Linked DNA regions of Homo sapiens: region 1 is linked to region 2. The links are chromatin contacts, found by Hi-C in ENCODE. All regions are on one chromosome and are shown on one strand. The core of a region is the stretch at or near the end of the contact, and the rest is flanking DNA. Distances in the headings are between cores, read along the strand shown.

The links. A loop is a pair of places that touch in the nucleus more often than their neighbours do. Pooled maps may share reads with other maps.
Region 1: a loop to region 2 is called in a map of PC-9, with 15 times the contacts of the local background. The contact joins two enhancer-like sites. A Hi-C loop is called at or near these places in 2 of 168 maps with a recorded cell type or tissue (Calu3 and PC-9) and 4 of 50 pooled maps.

The regions. Positions count from the first base shown.
Region 1 is chr20:48,619,518-48,622,811 of GRCh38, forward strand. No RefSeq gene overlaps it. Among named protein-coding and RNA genes, the nearest start is that of PREX1, 210 kb to the right of the region's middle. RefSeq lists enhancers at 1-644, 1,467-1,526 and a silencer at 1,037-1,166. Within about 2 kb of position 2,019, at least 9 of the 41 ENCODE cell types and tissues checked have a DNase peak (open chromatin) inside an H3K27ac peak, as active enhancers do; they include PC-9, where a contact is called at or near this core.
Region 2 is chr20:48,372,973-48,376,547 of GRCh38, forward strand. No RefSeq gene overlaps it. Among named protein-coding and RNA genes, the nearest start is that of LINC00494, 15 kb to the left of the region's middle. Within about 2 kb of position 1,529, at least 7 of the 41 ENCODE cell types and tissues checked have a DNase peak (open chromatin) inside an H3K27ac peak, as active enhancers do; they include PC-9, where a contact is called at or near this core.

The DNA of each region.
Region 1 (3,294 bases), core at 769-3,268, 250 kb after region 2:
TTCCTGACAGCAGGGGATGTGAGGGAAGGAGGGCAGCCCTGCATCCCACACCCAGGCCCCCTCCCCTCCCCTGATACCCAGCAGCCACGGGTCCATCGTCTTCCAGTGTCAGCCACGCACCATGAAAACAGATACCACCCACCGGGGCCATTCCTGTGCTGTTTTTCAAAGAGCTGTTTGGGCCAAAAGCCAGCAATGCAAGTCTGTGTGCCCTGCAGGGCTGGCCCTCCTCCAGCTCTTCATCTCTGAACCTCCTGTCCCTGGAGCAGCTCATCTCAGCCCTGCCAGTGTCTGGAAAGTGCCCATCATCACCTACAGCTCTAGGAGGGCTCTGGCGAAGCACAAATCAGGACCTGAGAGCATCTCCCGTTACCCATCAGCCCCGTGGCGGTGACATGTGTCCAGCAGGCAGCAGAGCCACTGGGAGGGGCACAGGGTGGGTTGGCTCTGATTGGAGCGGACATGGCAAGAAGGATCTGGAGGTGGAAGCCAGGGCAGCAGGGCCAGCTGCAGGGTGGGGGTGCTCGGGCAGCCCAGCATGGGGAACTGGAGCCTGGAAAGTGCTGGAAGGGAAACATTGCAGGAAGCAGGAGGACAGGGAAGCACCCACCCCACATGCTGGGCAGAGGCTGGCTAGGGACCCGCCCTGGGAGTGGATGGACTTGAATCCTGGGCCCCTCTGCTGAGACCCTCAGGACTTCGGGATGGGAAAACAGAACAGCACAGGGCCGCTGCAGTGACCCAGGGAGAGGAGCTGAGCCAAGCCACCCTCACGCACCCAAGGACCTGCCCCTGGGCCACACCCCAGACAGAGCCCCGGGCTCAGGGTCTGGAGCCACACGGCCTGGGCTCAAATCCAGCCACTGTCCTTGTGAGCAAACTTTGGCTGCAATAATGGGAGGTGCAGCTGGTGAAGGCGCTGGCAGCGGAGGCATTTCCTTAGCATCCCTCTCCTAACCACCCCTGCCCCACTCCAGCCCTCCAGGGAACGCTACCAGTGCCCGGAGGGAGGCAGCTTCAGGCTTGGCTTTCGGCCTCCCCTGCCTGCAAACCCCGAGCTCCAGGCTTGCAGTGGGAGCCTCCCAGGAGCTCTGGGCAGGAGGCCCGCAAGGCTAGGCGGGGCGCCCTGGCCCACAGCGCCATCTAGTGGCCGTCACTTCCACAAAGGTGCACCAGTGACTGTGGGTTTCTGGTCACAAGCTTCGTAAGCACCCCGCTTTACAGTGCATAAGGGCCTTTCATATCCTTCTCCTCCAATCAGAAGAGAGGAAGGGAAAAAAGAGAAAAGAGAGAAGGGAAAGATCCCCGAAAGGAAAGAATTGAAAAATCGAGTCAAGCTCACAGACATATGTTATGGGACAAAGACAAATATAGAAAAGCTTAGAGAGAGAGAAAGAAAATGAGGGGGACGAAAGTAAGAAAGAGACAAATTTTAAAAAGTTTTTAAAAAGAGAGAAAAAAAGAGAAAATATTCACGGCAAGCCCAGCCCAGGAGAGGGATAGCGCCAGTGCCCATTGTCCAGACGATTCCAGGCCCCGCCTCCAGGCTGGCTCTGTCCCAAATACCTGCACCCAGGAGCCAGCCTTCGGTCTGAGTGCTGGAGCCCGGGGAACAGCAGCCTCTGGGCACTACGCGGTCCCCAGCACCACCTGCTGGACAGACAGGGCACTACACTTATCCCGGGAAGTTCCACTTTGGGGCCCTGGAGGAGACTCCTGGTACCCCCGCAAGGCAGCCAGGTGGGCGTAAAGTCTCCATTTCTCAAAGAAGGAAGCTGAGGGTCCCAGAAAGACAGAGAATCTCAGATATGGCCACTCAGCAAGTATCAGGTGTTGACAGATTCAGGAGCAGGCGAGGGTGTCTGACTTCAAAGGTCCTAGTCCAGCCCCCCATGAATGAACCCACGTGGCAGACACAGAGGTTAGAGGGGCCCGCTTGGCCACAGATGGGTGTGGCTTGCGCCCCCCGCTCTGATCACTGTGCTAACCCTGCTTTCTTCTATTAATATTTAGCCGTGATTCACCACTGTCTGGCCCTGGGCTACAGTATGGAAGGGGTGTGGTTCCTGCTCTTACTGCTGGGGGGAAGGTGGACAGGAAGTACACCAACAGTTATTTAGATAAAATCATAAAGCGGTCAACACACCCCATCGTACCTTCCACTTCCTGGGTGGCCTCTGTTGCAGTCCACGCCAAGGGGCCATCTCTGGGTCAGCACCTTTTGACAGATGAAAAAACTGAGGCTCAGAGGAATTCAACCACCTGGGCCCTGCCCTCATCCTGGAGGAGCAGAGAAGGAGAGGCTCCGAGAGACGTCAATGCGGGGCTGCGCCTGCCCCTTGATTCTCCATTGGACGGCACAGTGACTCCGGGTCACCAGGTCCTCCCCGAGCTGACATCGCCATGGCAAGTCCAGAGCTAAGGATCTGGCCGTCAGCGTGAGCAGGCCGGATGAGTGCTCGGACCACGTGGCTCCGGGGAGCTGGAGAGCTGGCACCCTCCTCAAGAAGACAGCCGCTCCTCAGCTCCAGCTGACATGTAGCCAGGTGGGAATGTGGACCAGTGTGACCAGAGCTTCTGATTTTTTCTTTAATCTTTTTTTTAAGAGGCAGGACCACACTACGTTGCCCAGGCTGGAGTGCAGTTGGCTATTCACAGGTGTGATCAAAGCGCACGACAGCCTTGAACTCCTGGTCTCAAGCAATCCTCCCACCTTTGCCTCCAAGTAGCTGGGACCACAGGTGCGCACCACCACACCCAGCTCAGAGCTTCTGATTTTCGAGACAAACTAAAAATCAGAATTCAGAGATGAAATTTGCTGGTTCATAAATATAATTCATTTTTTTAAAACACCATATCAGGAAGGAAGTAAAAAAAAAAACCCACATTTAGTTCCAAGTTTCAGCCTGGAGCCATCAGTTTGAGACCTCTTGTCTCCTGCAAAAATGTCCGCTTGCTCTGAGAGGCCCTTCGTGCTTAGTTTTATACTTGGAGAAACACATCTCGGAGAGGGAGGTGGGCCCGGCTCTCCCTCCCAACTCTGCAAGCACAGCTCTGAGCCTGTAAAGTATGCAACTTGCTCAAGGCCACAGAGAGCCGGCTGGAAACCCAAGCTGCTCCTGCCTACGGCCCCAGGAGAATGTATGTTCCTTCTGCGGGCCCCCAGGGTGGAGGAGAGGCTGAAATCGATGCTTTCTAGAAACGTGTCTGCCTGAAGGAAGACGTCCAATCCTCCCTGTTGACCTCAAATATAGATTGAGGTAACAGGTCTTCCCTCGAAGTGATTTTCCCTGG
Region 2 (3,575 bases), core at 279-2,778:
ACCGACGAACCCATGTCCAGGGAATGCTGAGGACGCTCTTGACTGTAGGGGGACCGAGCACAAAGCCCCCGTCGCCGCCCGGCGGACCCGAGCTCCTGGACTCAGCCTTGACCGACACTGACTCTGTTCCCACAGCGGCCGCTTTGTTCGTCTCCTTTGTGGACACTTAGCTCAGCGCCTGTGCTGCTCGGCTGTGACCTGACCTTCGAGGGTCACCTCCTGAATTCAATCGCTGTGACCTGTGCTGCGGACCCCGTCAGGAAGCTCCTGGTCTCCTCCAGTCCCTCCCCCGCCTCATTCGCACAAAAGGCCTCATTGTTCTGCAGGGTCTGATTCAGACCTGCCCTGGTTTCAGTTTCGGCAAACACCCAGCACTGGCTTTGGGTCAGGGGTCACTCTGGAGTGAACGGGGCGCCCTGAGCAACCCCACATCGCTGTGTGATCCCGGCTCATCCACAGGAAGCCCCGGCCCAGGGACCCAAATGGGTCCCAGAAGTGGACCAGATGCAGCGCCGACGGTGATGTGGGGACGCCGGCATCTCCAACAGTGGGAAAGAGGAAACTTTCTACTTTTCATTAAGCCCCGTCCTCTTCTCCCCCAGGGTTACGGGGACACAATGTCTTCACTGGCCATGTTGGAACGTTCTGGGGTGTGAAGGGAACGTCCCCAAGAGCAGTGACTTGACCTTCGCTTTGGCTGAGATTTGAAATTCTCTTCTTACCGATCTTTAAATCTGTACACGCAGGAGTCTGTTTTATATCCAGCCGTCCCTGTGACCTCGGGCGAGTTCCTTACCTTGTGTTTCCTCATCTGTAAAGTGGGAATAATGACCGCACGGCCTCGTGTGCTTGTCAGAACAAAATCAGACAATGCACGAAGACCCGTTGGCCCGGAAAGCTGCAGCTGGGCCCTGACGATGCCACGCTGTCCATCTGGGGAGGGGAAGTTCATTGCTAATTCGACTCAAAGGAGAAAAATGCATGTCCCCCTGAGCTGAAAGAAGGAACGAAGCCAAGTCCACCAGGCCACCGGGTCTCCTTAGGCTGAGGAAATGGACAAGGAGGGCAACATGGAAACTGCAGAGAGCAGCAAAGCCCTTCACTACTGCTGCCCGAACCCTGCAGCGGCTCCTACAGCCACCACAGGTCACTGGGCCAGAAGCAAGTTAGGGAACAGCCACATCACCATTCAGGGAAGCCGCTCCCAGGCGCTGATCCCCGGAATGGTGGATTTGCTAACAGCAGCCACACAGACACCTCACCTCACGCCAGGCTGCTGAGCTCAGCGGGGGGCACGATTGCCCAAGCAGGGGTGGGGCAGGGCAAGGCAGACCCAGTCACATGGTGGGAAAAGCCAAAAAAAACCTGCCTGATTTGGTAAAATGCCAGAACTGGGCATTTTAAAGTTAGTTTTTAAGGCGTAGCCATTTGTTGGGGGTTTTTTTGCCTTGTACTCTCCTGTCTCCCTCCTCGCCACACAATAAACTGTCTCCAAGGCAGCCGCCCTCCCGTTGCCAGGACGTGCGAGGCAGGGAGGTCAGGAGCTCTGCTGTGAGGGCGCCACCCGGCTTCCGGTTTGTGCATGAAAACCCGGCTCAGCTTTTCCGTTCCATGAAGACTGGGCTTCTCCAGGCTGCTCGGTAAATAATCACGGATTCCACTGGGAAGAGAAAACATCCCCACAGCCCCTTCTCCATTGTGCACCCAACCTCCAGGTGTTTTCAGTCTCTCAAAGAGCCCCGACGCCTGAAATTTAACAACTAAAACCTTATTTTTCATTTCCTGAGATTCTCTTGGTGGAATCAGGCAGCCTGGCAGTGCGCAGCACCTAGGGTGGCTCATGATGAAAAATCCAGAGGGGACTTTGCCTTCCTGCATGTCCTTTTGTCACCAGAACCCGGGGACCAGCAGGACCCAAAGCTCCCTGCGGGATCAGCTGGGTCTGGGAATCACTGTCCTGGGCCCATTTGGACTTTTCGGATGAGGCCGGTGTTTGGCCAGCACCTGGGCTGGGCAGGTGGGAAGGACAGAGGCGCTGATGGAGAGAGGGAGGGGAAGGGGATTCACAGCCGTCCTGGGAGCCCCACGGGTGCCTTTGGCCTCTGGCTCCTCTGCCTGCCCCTCAGGCTGGTTAAATTCCCCCCTGAAAGTTCCCCATTGGGCAAGTCCAGCAAGCCTGAGCCAGGCCTGTGATCTCAGGGTGGGTGGAGCTCTAGAAGGCCTGGCCCTCGCTCCTGGAGTCCACGTTCACCCTCAAGGCAGTGAACGGCACCCCACTGCGCATCTACTCACTAACCAGGCACGGGATGGTTTCCATGGTTCCTGTGTCTTAGACCAGCTCGCTCATGGTGACATGGGACACGCTGAGACCCCACCATGGTGCAGAGTGACATTAATGCATTAAATTAGCAGCCTCTGCAACACAAACACATTTGCATGTGGAGCCTGTGACGTTCTTTGGTAAAAGGAATCCTTACATGTTTGCAAACATTACACTCGCTGAGGAAGGGCCTCGGGCTCTGACAAATGATAAATGGGAAAATTAGACGCTTCAGGAAAATGCAAATATCATCCTTCGTAAGTCTGTCCGTTGGCAGGAAATTTAAAAAAAAAAAAAGGTTTCCCCAAAGCAGTGAGGCATTACTTCTCCTCTTTTAAATGCCAGGAAGAAGGGCTGTGATTCTTTTAGGCACTTGCATGGATCTTGATTTCTCTTCCACAGTCTCCCCAACGCCCTGGCAATGTGTAGGGGAGAAGCCTGTGATTTCAGCAGACTGTCCTCTAATTCAGCGTTTCTCAAGCTTTATTTCATAATCACCCCCTAAGGAATCTTTATAGGCAATTTTTTCTTACTTGCCCCCCTATGAATTTTAATACTACATAATTACTGCAGAATGGTTTATGCACTGTGTGGACATCTACATTTTTACATAAAGACAAAAATCTTTTCACCTCTGGGAGCCAGCTCTGGCCCCCATGGGAGCAGTATTCTCCGCTAAGAAGGCCTGCTCCCATTCCTTCTTTTGTTGATTTTGGGAGGAGGTGCAGGAGCTGCCTGGGGCCTTGGGGCAGAGCGATTCGGGAGAGGGGACAGAGAGGACAGAGTCCGGAGAGGGGAGGGGAGGGATGAGGCCGAGGAGCAGCCAGGAGCCCCGTGTGGCTGGGGCCAGGGGGAGTTGAGGGTAGAGGAGTGATGGGTGACTACAGGGCAGGGGCCGGGGGTGGGGGGCGGAGATGGATCATCTCAGGCCTTAGGGGACCCTGTGAGGACTTCAGCTTTTACTCTGAGGGAAGTGGGAGCCATTAGAGGGTTTCAGCAGAGACAGGACATGGTCTGGTTTATTTTTTAATGGATGATCTGTGTGAGGACAGGTTGGGGTTGTGGGGTCAGAGCTGGAGAAGGAGGCCAGCGGGGTCTACTGCAATGGTCCAAGCAGGAGATGATGGTGGCTTGGACCAGAGGGTAGCTGTGAGGGAGGTGGGAAGTGGCCGTATCCTTGATCTGTTTTGGAGGTAGAGCACTGGCACGGTTTGCTAAGAAGGGTATCACCCCAGAGCTGTCAAAGGCTCATCAG